2 separate regions of the Homo sapiens genome follow, and region 1 is linked to region 2. A link is a contact called in ENCODE Hi-C or POLR2A ChIA-PET data. All regions are on one chromosome and are shown on one strand. The core of a region is the stretch at or near the end of the contact, and the rest is flanking DNA. Distances in the headings are between cores, read along the strand shown.

Region 1 (5,663 bases), core at 3,134-5,633, 320 kb after region 2:
CCAAAGTGCTGGGATTACAGGCTTGAACCACCACGCCTGGCAATTTACTAGTACTTTTAATGGAAAAAGGGGATACAATTTAAAAACCATAAAATTTGCTCTTTTAAGCATATGATTCTGTAGTTTTTAATATGTTCACAATACTGTGCAAACATTGGTACTGTCTAATTTTAGAACATTTTTATCAACCCTAAAAAGAAAGCCCACATCCCTTGAGTTCCCAAACCCCCCTGCTCTATCCCCCCAGCTGTCAGTCTACTTTCTGTCTCTGGATTTGCCTATTCTGAACATTGCCTATAAATAGAATCAAACAATATGTGACCTTTTGTGTCTGGCCGGTCTTCCGTTTAGCAGAGTATTTGCAAGGTTCTTCCGGTTGTAGCAGGTGTATGTACTTTATTCCTCTTTGTAGCTGAATAACAGGTATGATGATTTAAAATTTAAGTTTAGGCTGGGTGTGGTGGCTCACGCCTGTAATCCCAGCACTTTGGGAGGCCGAGGCGGGCAGATCACGAGATCAGGAGTTTGAGACCAGCCTGACCAACATGGTGAAACCCCGTCTCTACTAAAAATACAAAAAAAAAAAAAAAAATTAGCCGGGGGTGGTGGCGGGCACCTGTAATCCCAGCTACTCAGGAGGCTGAGGCAGAAGAATAGCTTGAACCCGGCAGGTGGAGGTTGAAGTGAGCTGAGATCGCGTCACTGCACTCCAACCTGGGTGACAGAGGGAGACTCCTCTCAAAAGGAAAAAAAAAAGAAATTTAAGTTTAAATCTATAATTCTCAGTGTTCCTTACCCCAAGTATATGTTATTTTGAGATATTAGCTAATTGTGTGAGAAATGCTATTTTTCATTTTGTTTTCTTATTTATTTTTATTTTTATTTTTTTGAGACAGAGTCTTATACTCTCTTACCCAGACTACGGTGCAGTGGTGCCATCACAGCTCACTGTAGCCTTGACCCCTCAGGCTCAGGTGATCTTCCCACCCCAGCCTCCCAAGTAGCTGGGACCACAGGCATGCGTCACCATACCTGGCTAATTTTTGTATTTTTTGTAGAGAGAGGGGGTGTTACCATTTGCCCAGGCTGGTCTCGAACTCCTGGGCTCCAGCAATTAGCCCACCTCAGCCTCTCAAAGTGCTGGGATTACAGGCATGAGCCACTGCAGCCAGCCCTGTTTTTCATTTTTATCATAGGATTTTAGAATTTTTTTTCTTGTTTTGTAATGTTCAGTAGTACAATACAATATTTATACAAAGATCAATATATATAGATGGAAGGTACTTGGAAAACTTTTCCTGCTGGGCGTGGTAGCTCATGCCTGTAATCCCAGCTACTCTGGAGGCTGAGGCAGGAGACTTGCTTGAACCCAGGAGGTAGAGGTTGCAGTGAGCTGAGATCATGCCACTGCACCCAGCCTGGATGACAGAGCAAGACAGTCTCAAACCATAATTGGGATTATTCCACATACTTTGGTCTGTGAACTGTCATTTTTCATTTACTGAGTTGTTTTTTTTATGAGCGTGTGAGTTTGTGATTTATTTTTCTACACACAACATATATACACAGGATGCACTCAGTTCATCAGTACTGACTGCCAGAGAGCGTTCTTCTTACTTTCTGCATCCACAGAAAACAGATACAAAGTTCAGTTTATGTTCTCTTGTTTTTTTTTTTTTTTTTCTGAGACGGAGTCTCGCTCTGTTTCCCAGGCTGGAGTGCAGTGGCGCGATCTCCGCTCACTGCAAGCTCCACCTCCCGGGTTCACGCCATTCTCTTGCCTCAGCCTCCCAAGTAGCTGGGATTACAGGCGCCTACCACCATGCCCAGCTAATTTTTTGTATTTTTGGTAGAGATGGGGTTTCACCATGTTAGCCAGGATGGTCTTGATCTCCTGACCTCGTGATCCGCCCGCCTCAGCCTCCCAAAGTGCTGGGATTACAGGTGTGAGCCACCGAGTTTACATTCTCTTGAGGAAGAATTTTTTTTGTCAGTGTGGTTTTCTCTGGGACATGGAGCCTACTTCATTTTTTACTCATTGAAAAAACTTTCTGGTATTTATGAAAGTTTTTTTTGCAGAAAAAATAAATCATACGGCCAAGCACAAAGACAAAACATTGAATTCACCTGTATTCATATCATTCGGCAGTAACCAGTATTAACACCTGGGTGGACAAAACGCCAAATGCTCTGCCTTTGTGTGTCTGGATAGATGCGTTCTTTATTTCTCTCTGTCTCTGTTTTCTTTTCAATGAGAACCCATCATATTCCTTTCTTTTTTAACTAGAGTTGACCACCAGAATTGCCTGTAAAGTTTTAAAAATATAAATATAAATATATGCCTGGGCTGTACGGCATTCTTTGGGTCTGGATCTTAAGTATGTATATTTTAAAAATGTTTTTTTTTGAGATGGAGTTTTCGATCTTGTTGCCCAGGCTGGAGTGCAGTGGTGTGATCTTGGCTCACTGCAACCTCTGCCTCGTGGGTTCAAGCGATTCTTCTGCCTCAGCTTCCTGAGTAGCTGGGATTACAGGTGCCTGCCACCATGCCAGCTAATTTTTGTATTTTTAGTAGAGACGGGGTTTCACCATGTTGGCCAGGCTGATCTCGAACTCCTGACCTCAGGTGATCCGCCCGCCTCAGCCTCCCAAAGTGCTGGGATTACAGGTGTGAGCCACTGTGCCCGGCGTGTATATTTTAAAAAATCTTTATTGGTTATTCTGAGAAGCCTTCCTGGTTAAGAACCACTGCCAGAATAACACTATTTAACTTCCTTCTTTTCACTCATGTCAAGGTTTTTAATGGTTTCATAACACAGTCCAGACTAGAGTAAGACAAGTGAGGAACTCACATAGCAAATTTAACCGGGTGCCAAAAAAAAAATAAATAAAGCAAATCATACTTTGGTGAAAAAAAATTTTTTTTTTTTTTTTGAGACAGAGTCTTGCTCTGTTAACCAGGCTGGAGTGCAGTGGCGTGATCTCAGCTCACTGCAACCTCTGCCTCCCAGGTTCAAGCAATTCTCCTGCCTCAGCCTGCCGAGTAGCTGGGATTACAGGCACCTGCCACCACGCCCAGCTAATTTTTGTATCTTTAGTAGAGACTGGGTTTCACTCTGTTGGCCAGGCTGGTCTCGAGCTCCCGACCTCAGGCGATCCACTCGTCTTCCCCCAAAGTGCTGGGATTACAGGCGTGAGCCACCACACCTGGCGCAGTGCAATATTTTAAAAACTCAAGCGCAAAACATTCGTGAAGAACAGTATATTGAAATTTTAAATGAAGGCAAGATCCAACCTTGTGCTAGCACAGTTCAGTTGCGCTAACTCACCCTGGTCCTAAGCCCTGGATTTATAGTTTCAGTGGCTGTCAGGCTTCTCATTATTGGGGCTGGATTATTCTTTGTCATGGGAGGCTGTCCTGTGCCTTGTAGGAGGTTAAGCAGCATGCTACAGATTTCTATAGTACCCCTGTCCCCTCACAGTTGTGACAACCAATTATGTCTCCAGACATGACCAAATGAGGGTCAAAATCATCCAAGTTGAGAATGATGATGATATATGGGTACATTTAAATTTATTGACTTTGTGTTGCAGATGATGTCTGCTCTAAAACAGTAAACATTGGATTTACTTAGTCACTTAATCAGCCTGTGGCTCAGCTGATTCATTTGGAGGTAGTAGCTCTGAGCCTGTCTCTTTGATGGTGGCCCTTTGAGGTGAGTGAGTCATCAGCTCTGAGCTTTTTTGATGTGGCAGGTTAGTTAGGGTTATCATAACAGAAATTCTTTATCTTTAATAGTGTATTTCTGGCTGGGTGCAGTGGCTCACACCTATAATCCCAGCACTTTGGGAGGCCGAGGCGGGAGGTTGACTTGAGCCTGGGAGTTAGAAAACAGCCTGGGCAATAAGAGGGAGACCTTGTCTCTACCAAAAAAAAAAAAAAAAAAAAAAAGCTGGGCATGGTGGTGCACGCCTGTGGTCCCGGTATTCAGAAGGCTGAGGTGGGAGGATTACTTGAGCCCAGAAGGTTGAGGCTGCAGTGAGCTGTGATCATGCCTCTTCACTCCAGCCTGGGCAACAGAGTGAGACCCTGTCTCAAAAAAAAAAAAAAGTGTATTTCAGTCAATTGCAACCCATTCCTAATATCCATTAATAGTATGAATGCCCATATGTGGTGAAGTTTTAACTGCATTTGGAAAGAAAACTGGCATTCCTGGTGACTCAACGTTTAATTTTTGTATTAATCTTTTCTGTAATAACAGGCTGGAGTTCTTGTCAGGAAATGGCCCTAGCTGTGGATTACTAATGGGAAAGGGAAGCCTATTTTCCCTGCCTTGGTGTCTCATTTATTGGCTGGGATGCTATAAATGACTCAGGGGCTTTATAGGATTCGAGACACCCGCCCAGGGGCCCAAGTCAGGGCCCTTTGTATTTGGAGATCTTAATTCCTCTCCCAATAGTGACCTGTGCTTGGTTCTGAAGTCACTTCTGACCTCGTGTGGAGCTGTTCTGCCCTCCCTCCCTCCATAAGGGGACCAGTGGTTTTTCCCCAGGGCAAAAAGAGTCATAACCTGCCTCTGTGGATGCCACATCTGTTTTTGTTTTCCCCTGGTATTTTTTAAGTAAGAAGAAATGTGTGTAGGTTAAAGGGCCTATGGGGAGGAGGTTAGAGATAAACACTGTACAATGTGAAACTCTTCCATATGGGGAATGTGAGGATGTTTGAAGGCCAGGCCTAAGACAGGCATCATCCAAACACAGCCCCTGGTCAGTTTCAGTGCCTTAAGGATGTATGCGCATGACCATTTGGTGTGCAAATGAGACTTTATTTAACAATTAAAAGAAGCAGTTTCAGCACCAATGAGTATTTCCTCTCCTTCCTGGAACATTTTAGTAGGAAAGGTGGGAAAGTATTAATTTAAGAGAGAAAGATATGTGGGTGGAGGCATTGAACCTGTGGCCTGTGATGTTGGTCAGGCTATCATAGTAGTCTTCTAATTCATTCGTTGTCAGATGGTCTCCTGAGTGAGGCCTTTGTCAACATCTGACCGTCTGTGGTTCTCTTTTTGCCTTGCTTGGGAATTGTTTCACCTGGAATACAAAATCCCATGGCTCTGTGTTATCCCATGTTTGAAATATTAGTGGAAGCATTTGACTTTTGTAGATATGAAAGCAGATTGCTTTACAAAATCCAGAAGTTCATGAAGGATGCCCTCAGTACAGCTTTTCATTTAAATCCGTGGATACTGAAACTTGCCAACCACAGTAATTACTTTGTCAAAGGTCTTGTTATTGCGCCTAATGTTAAATAACGATTTGGTCCAGGTGCTGAGGAATGCGGACAGAAATGAAGACACGTGTTCGTGGCTAGAACCTAAATTATAGAATTTTTTAAAAAAAGGGTTCTCGATTTAGTCTCTCCAATAGAGAACCTTTCTGTAAATCTTTTCTTTATAATTTTAGAGTTAAATTCTTTATAATTAAAAGCACTCGGCAAATAATGATTCATTTAAACCGGAGTTCTGATTCATTACTCTAATTATTGTTACCATGCAGTGCCCTTTGGCCTGGAAGTGAAACTCGTGTGCTCCTGACACCAGAGGTTAACAGAGCAGGAAGGCAGAGCGCTGTGTCCCCGCAGTGACCAGAATAATTTAGTAATT
Region 2 (5,729 bases), core at 1,383-3,882:
TGAGGCCTCCACCCTCATGATGTAATCACCTCTCAAAGGGCCCACCTCCTAATTCCATCACACTGGGGGTTAGAATTTCAGCATATGATTTTGGAGGGGCACAAACATTTAGTCCACAGCAGTAATGTAACTACTTATATTTATTATTTATTGTTTTTCCCTTCCTGCTAGGATGTAAGCCCCAAGAGGACAGGGGACTTTGTTTTATTTACCAGTATATCTCAGCCCATAGAACAGTGCCTGGCACATACTAGGTACTCAATAAATATTTATTGGCCGGGCGCAGTGGCTCACACCTGTAATCGCAGCACTTTGGGAGGCTGAGGTGGGTGGATCACCTGAGGTCAGGAGGTTAAGACCCGCCTGGCTAACATGGCACAACACCATCTCTACTACAAATACAAAAATTAGCCAGGTGCAGTGGTGCACCTGTAGTCCCAGCTTCTCAGGAGGCTGAGGCAGGAGAATTGCTTGAACCCGGGAGGCGGAGGTTGCAGTGAGCCAAGATCATGCTACTGCACTCCAGCCTGGGCGACAGAGCGAGACTCTGTCTCAAAAATAAATAAATATTTATTGAATTAAGCAATTGAATGACTAAATGAATTAATGAATATTTTATCTACATGAAACTCTGGGCTAAGCCCAGAAAGGCAATTATGTTTTGGTAGACAGTTCTAGTTATCAGCTGGGCCTGGCGGCTCACACCTATAATCCCAGCACTTTGAGAGGACGAGGCTGGAGGATTGCTTGACCTCAGAAGTTCTAGACCAGCCTGGGCAACATGGCAAAACTCTGTCTCTACAAACAACACAAAAAAATTATCCAGGTGATGTGGCACATGCCTATGGTTCCAGCTACTCAGGAGGCTGAGGTGGGAGGACTTCTTGAGCTTGGGAGGCAGAGGTTGCAGTGAGCCAAGATAGTGCCACTGCATTCCAGCCTGGGAGACAAAGGAAGACTCTGACTCAAAAAAATAATAAGAAAAAGAAAAAGGTTTTTTGTTTTTGGTTTTTTGTTTGTTTGTTTTTTTGAGACAGAGTCTCACTCTGTCACCCAGGCTGGAGTGCAGTGGTGTGATCTCAGCTCACTGCAACCTCCACCTCCCGGGTTCAAGAGATTCTCCTACCTCAGCTTCCGGAGTAGCTAGGACTACAGTTGCGCGCCACCACGCCCAGCTAATTTTTTTTTTATTTTTAGTAGAGACAGGGTTTCACTATGTTGGCCAGGCTGGTCTCGAACTCCTGACCTCAGGTGATACACCCGCCTCGGCCGCCCAAAGTGCTGGGATTACAGGAGTGGGCCACCACGCCTGGCCTGTTTTTTTTATTATTATTTTTTTTTTTTGAGACAGAGTCTTGCTCTGTCGCCCAGGCTGGAGTGCAGTGGCGCGATCTTGGCTCACTGCAAGCTCTGCCTCGCGGGTTCACGCCATTCTCCTGCCTTAGCCTCTGGAGTAGCTGGGACTACAGGTGCCCGCCACTACACCCGGCTAATTTTTTTGTATTTTTAGTAGAGACGGGGTTTCACCGTGTTAGCCAGGATGGTCTCGATCTTCTGACCTCGTGATCCGCCCGCCTCGGCCTCCCAAAGTGCTGGGATTACAGGCGTGAGCCACCGCGCCCGGCCTGTTTTTTTTTTAATGAAAGTTCTAGTTGTCAAGATCCTGTCTCTTTCTTCCATGGAATTGAATTCTCAGCAGGGCTGAATTTTTTCAGAAAGAAACGCTACCTTTCCAAGCCTCCCTTGTAGCTTAGGTACGGTCACGTGACTTTGTTCTGGCCAATGGGATATAAATGGAAGTGTCAAGCCTCGGGTGGGTATCTTTGCTTTCTCTTTGTTCTTTTCTCCATCTTGCTGCCTGGAACTTGGATGCCGCCATCTTCGGCAATGAGGTCATTTGACTCTGCAAAGCAGAGAACCAAGAAAGAAGCAGCTTGGAGCTGGGCGCAGTGGCTCACGCCTATAATCCCAGCACTTTGGGAGGCTGAGGCGGGCGGATCACGAGGTCAGGAGATTGAGACATCCTGCCTAACATGGCGAAACCCCGTCTCTACTAAAAAGTACAAAAAATTAGCCGGGCGTTATGGTGGGCGCCTGTCGTCCCAGCTACTCCAGAAGCTGAGGCAGGAGAATGGCGTGAACCCGGGAGGCGGAGCTTGCAGGGAGCCGAGATCGCGCCACTGCCCTCCAGCCTGGGCGACAGAGCGAGACTCCATCTCAAAAAAATTAAAAAAGAAGCAGCTTGGGACCAAGGAGAGTCATTGAAGCCTTAGACTACCTATGTAGTGTTTAATTGAGAGAAAATACGCATTTATCTTGTTTAAGGCACTGGTTTTTTGGCTGGATGTACATAATAGACTTTTTTTTAACCAGGAATAAAAATTAAGTTAGGCTTTTGTTTAACTTCAGTGTGCAATTGGCAAGCCCTTCTCCAACCCCCATGTGGCATAACAATCCTTTCTAGCTGCTTTAAGTTGCTGAGCCACCAATTTCTATTATTCCTGGAATCTGAGTCATCTATACTCCCTGTGTTATTACACATAATATGTTATTATGACTTTAATCAAGGAAATATTTTTTTCACTTGATATATTAGTCACATAGCTCCTGGATTGTCAGAAACAGCCAGGAATGCTAGCTAGTATTGCATCATTTTATCTGTTATTTCCTGTGGGGAGTGGCTTAAAATCAGACCAGCCAAATCTAGGCAGGAACTGGATCTTGCTTTCATTAGTTTCTGCAATTATTTTCAGAAGGAATCAGTTTCCAAGGCAGAGGAAGGAATAAATACTATTTGCTTGGTTTTACTACTGAAGTTGTGTAATTTACATAACAGCAAAATTACAGCTTAGAATTCTAAGTAGCAATTATAATGTTTAAAAAAAGACAAAACTTTGCACTTAAGCAATAGCAAAGAGTGGAAAATGTTAAATAAACTTCACACAAAATTTAAATATTTATTTAATCTCATTTGCCTGGAGGGAAAAAAAACCACATTCTTTAGCCCTAAAATTGAAATAGAAGAGAACTCTCACAGACAGTAAATTCAATTCTAAAAGCCCCAACGCGGCCGGGCGCGGTGGCCTACACCTGTAATCCCAGCACTTTGGGAGGCCGAGGCGGGCAGATCACGAGTTCAGGAGTTCAAGACCAGACTGTCCAATATGGTGAAACCTGTCTCTACTAAAAAATACAAAAATTAGCTGGGCATAGTGGCACGCACCTGTAGTCCCAGCTACTTGGGAGGCTGAGGCAGGAGAATCGCTTGAACCTGAAGGCAGAGGTTGCAGTGAGCCGAGATCATGCCACTGCACTCCAACCTGGGCCACAGAGTGAGACTCCGTCTCAAAAAAAAAAAAAAAAAAAAAAAAAAGCCCCAATACAGGAAAATAGATATGGAAGGAACTCAAAAACTCATACAAATAAGGTGGCAAATGAACTTTCTAAGCCTAATGATACATGTGATGTCACCCAAACAAAACAAAAAGCTAATTAGGCATTCTTGTTTTTCCCTTAAAGCCAATCTTTTTTTTTCTCCTCTTGGATCCATCCAGTGAGGTTTTATAACCCTCCTATTTGCCCTAAAGCAAATGGGCATTAAAACCATATTTTAATATTAGGTAAGTTATTGGTAAACAATCTTTGGTCCTAAAAAAGTGAAACTGTTCTTCATTCAGTGCATAAGGATTGAAAAAAGTCTTGGATTAGGAGATCAGTTTAATGCCTATCAAATCACTATGGAAAATGCTTTGAGAAACTCTGGCAGTGCCAGTTTCCCCAAAGTGAGGAATGGCTGCAAGGTGTGGTCTGAAGATTATTATTGTCCATAAGCTAGATAATTTAGATGGTGCATGGATGTGGCATTAAATAATGCTATAAGGCCTGGTGTGGTTGCTCATGCCTGTAATCCCAGCACTTTGGGAGGCTGAGGTAGGAGGATCGGTTGAGTCCAGGAGTTTGAGACCAGTCTCAGCAAATGGTGAAACCTCATCTCTATTAAAATACAAAAATTAGCCGGGCATGGTGGTGCGCACCTGTAATCCCAGTTTCTTGGGAGGCTGAGGCAGGAGAGCAAGACCTTGTCTCAAAAAAATAAAAATAAATAAAATAACAATAAATAGGCTGGGCGCAGTGGCTCACACCTGTAATCCCAGCACTTTGGGAGGCCGAGGCAGGTGGATCACAAGGTCAGGAGATCAAGACCATCCTGGCTAACATGGTGAAACCCCGTCTCTACTAAAAATACAAAAAATTAGACGGGCACGCTGGTGGGCGCCTGTAGTCCCAGCTACTCAGGAGGCTGAGGCAGGAGAATGGCGTGAACCCGGGAGGCTGAGCTTGTAGTGAGCCAAGATCGCACCACTGCACTCCAGCCTGGGCAACAGAGCAAGACTCCGTCTCAAAAAAAAAAAAACACAATAAATCTACAGGGGTTCATCTTCAATCTTTCGGATTACATTAAGGAGAAAGTCTCTGTTTGGTGCTAATAGATCTTTATCACCTCTCCACACTTAACTAATTTCCCTTGTTGAACAGACAGCAAGCCCCAGCTGCACAGCCTTTAGCAGATTAGACTGCTTCCCTAGAATTTTATTTTATTTATTTATTTATTATTATTTTGAGACGGAGTCTCAGCTCACTGCAACCTCCAACTCCTGAGGTCAAGGGATTCTCTCATCTCGTCTCCCAAGCAACTGGGACTACAGATGTGTGCCACCATGGCTGGCTAACTTGTCATTGTTGTAGAGATGGGATCTCACTCTGTTGCCCAGGCTGGTCTTGAACTCCTGGGCTCACACGGTCCTCCCACCTCAGCCTCCCAGAAAAGGGCTGGGATTACAGGCATGAGCCACCATATCTGGCCTAGAATTTTTTTTCTTTTCTGGAAATTAATTTGTGCCATTACCTGCTGTTTAATAATGAATACCAAGTTCTCCATTCATAATAGTAATATATAAAGTTTCCTGTGAAAATACATTTGTATAAAGGAAAGGACATGAGTTAAATTGTTTTACCTATATGCGTATTAAGTAAAACATTGACTCCTTAGATTTGGCAGAAATTGTGAAGGTGGTACACAAATGATGAATACGGGGAGACACTGGATTGGAGATCCATCTCCTCCCATCTTCTTCTACCATCTTCTCTATATCTTTTAGGAGAGAATGCTAGAATTGCGGTCAGCAGACTATTCAGGAACATCTTTTTCAGGAAGTTCACAAGATTAAGACTCTTTCATAATAATAATACTAAGCCTTTATTTATCATTTTCACTTGTAGTCAATCACAAGTACAGTGGGATTTTCCAGAGGCTGCATGACATATGATATCACAACAAAGTAAATGTAGAAGCTGCTGTGTGTATCTGGCCGTCTTGTATAAAGCAAGGCATTAGAGGGATTAGCAAGAAAAAAGAAGCAAAAAATGTTACTCTTTTCACTAAATTTTTTGTTTTGGAAATTTTTTTTTTTTTCATAAAAGTAACATTACTTTCTTTCTTTTTTTTTTTTTAAGACCCAGTCTCGGCCAGGTGCGGTGGCACACGCCAGTAATCCCAACACTTTGGGAGGCCAAGGCAGGCGGATCATGAGGTCAAGAGATTGAGACCATCCTGGCAAACATAATGAAACCCCGTCTCTACTAAAAATACAAAAATTAGCTGGGCGTGGTAGCACGCACCAGTAGTCCCAGCCACTCAGGAGGTTGAGGCAGGAGAATCGCTAGAACCT

What was found. Hi-C counts contacts between places; a loop is a spot of excess contacts on that map. ChIA-PET counts read pairs that join two places held with the same protein, here RNA polymerase II (POLR2A). Pooled maps may share reads with other maps.
Region 1: a loop to region 2 is called in a map of PC-3, with 2.2 times the contacts of the local background. The contact joins two enhancer-like sites. A Hi-C loop is called at or near these places in 1 of 168 maps with a recorded cell type or tissue (PC-3) and 1 of 50 pooled maps. POLR2A ChIA-PET finds 5 or more read pairs at or near these places in 3 of 52 experiments (Caco-2, H1 and HEK293T).

What each region holds. Positions count from the first base shown.
Region 1 is chr20:51,659,816-51,665,478 of GRCh38, reverse strand. The region is part of intron 13 of ATP9A (ATPase phospholipid transporting 9A (putative)); the gene reads left to right. Among named protein-coding and RNA genes, the nearest start is that of ATP9A, 110 kb to the left of the region's middle. Within about 2 kb of position 4,383, at least 8 of the 41 ENCODE cell types and tissues checked have a DNase peak (open chromatin) inside an H3K27ac peak, as active enhancers do.
Region 2 is chr20:51,982,059-51,987,787 of GRCh38, reverse strand. No RefSeq gene overlaps it. Among named protein-coding and RNA genes, the nearest start is that of LINC01429, 120 kb to the right of the region's middle. Within about 2 kb of position 2,632, at least 6 of the 41 ENCODE cell types and tissues checked have a DNase peak (open chromatin) inside an H3K27ac peak, as active enhancers do.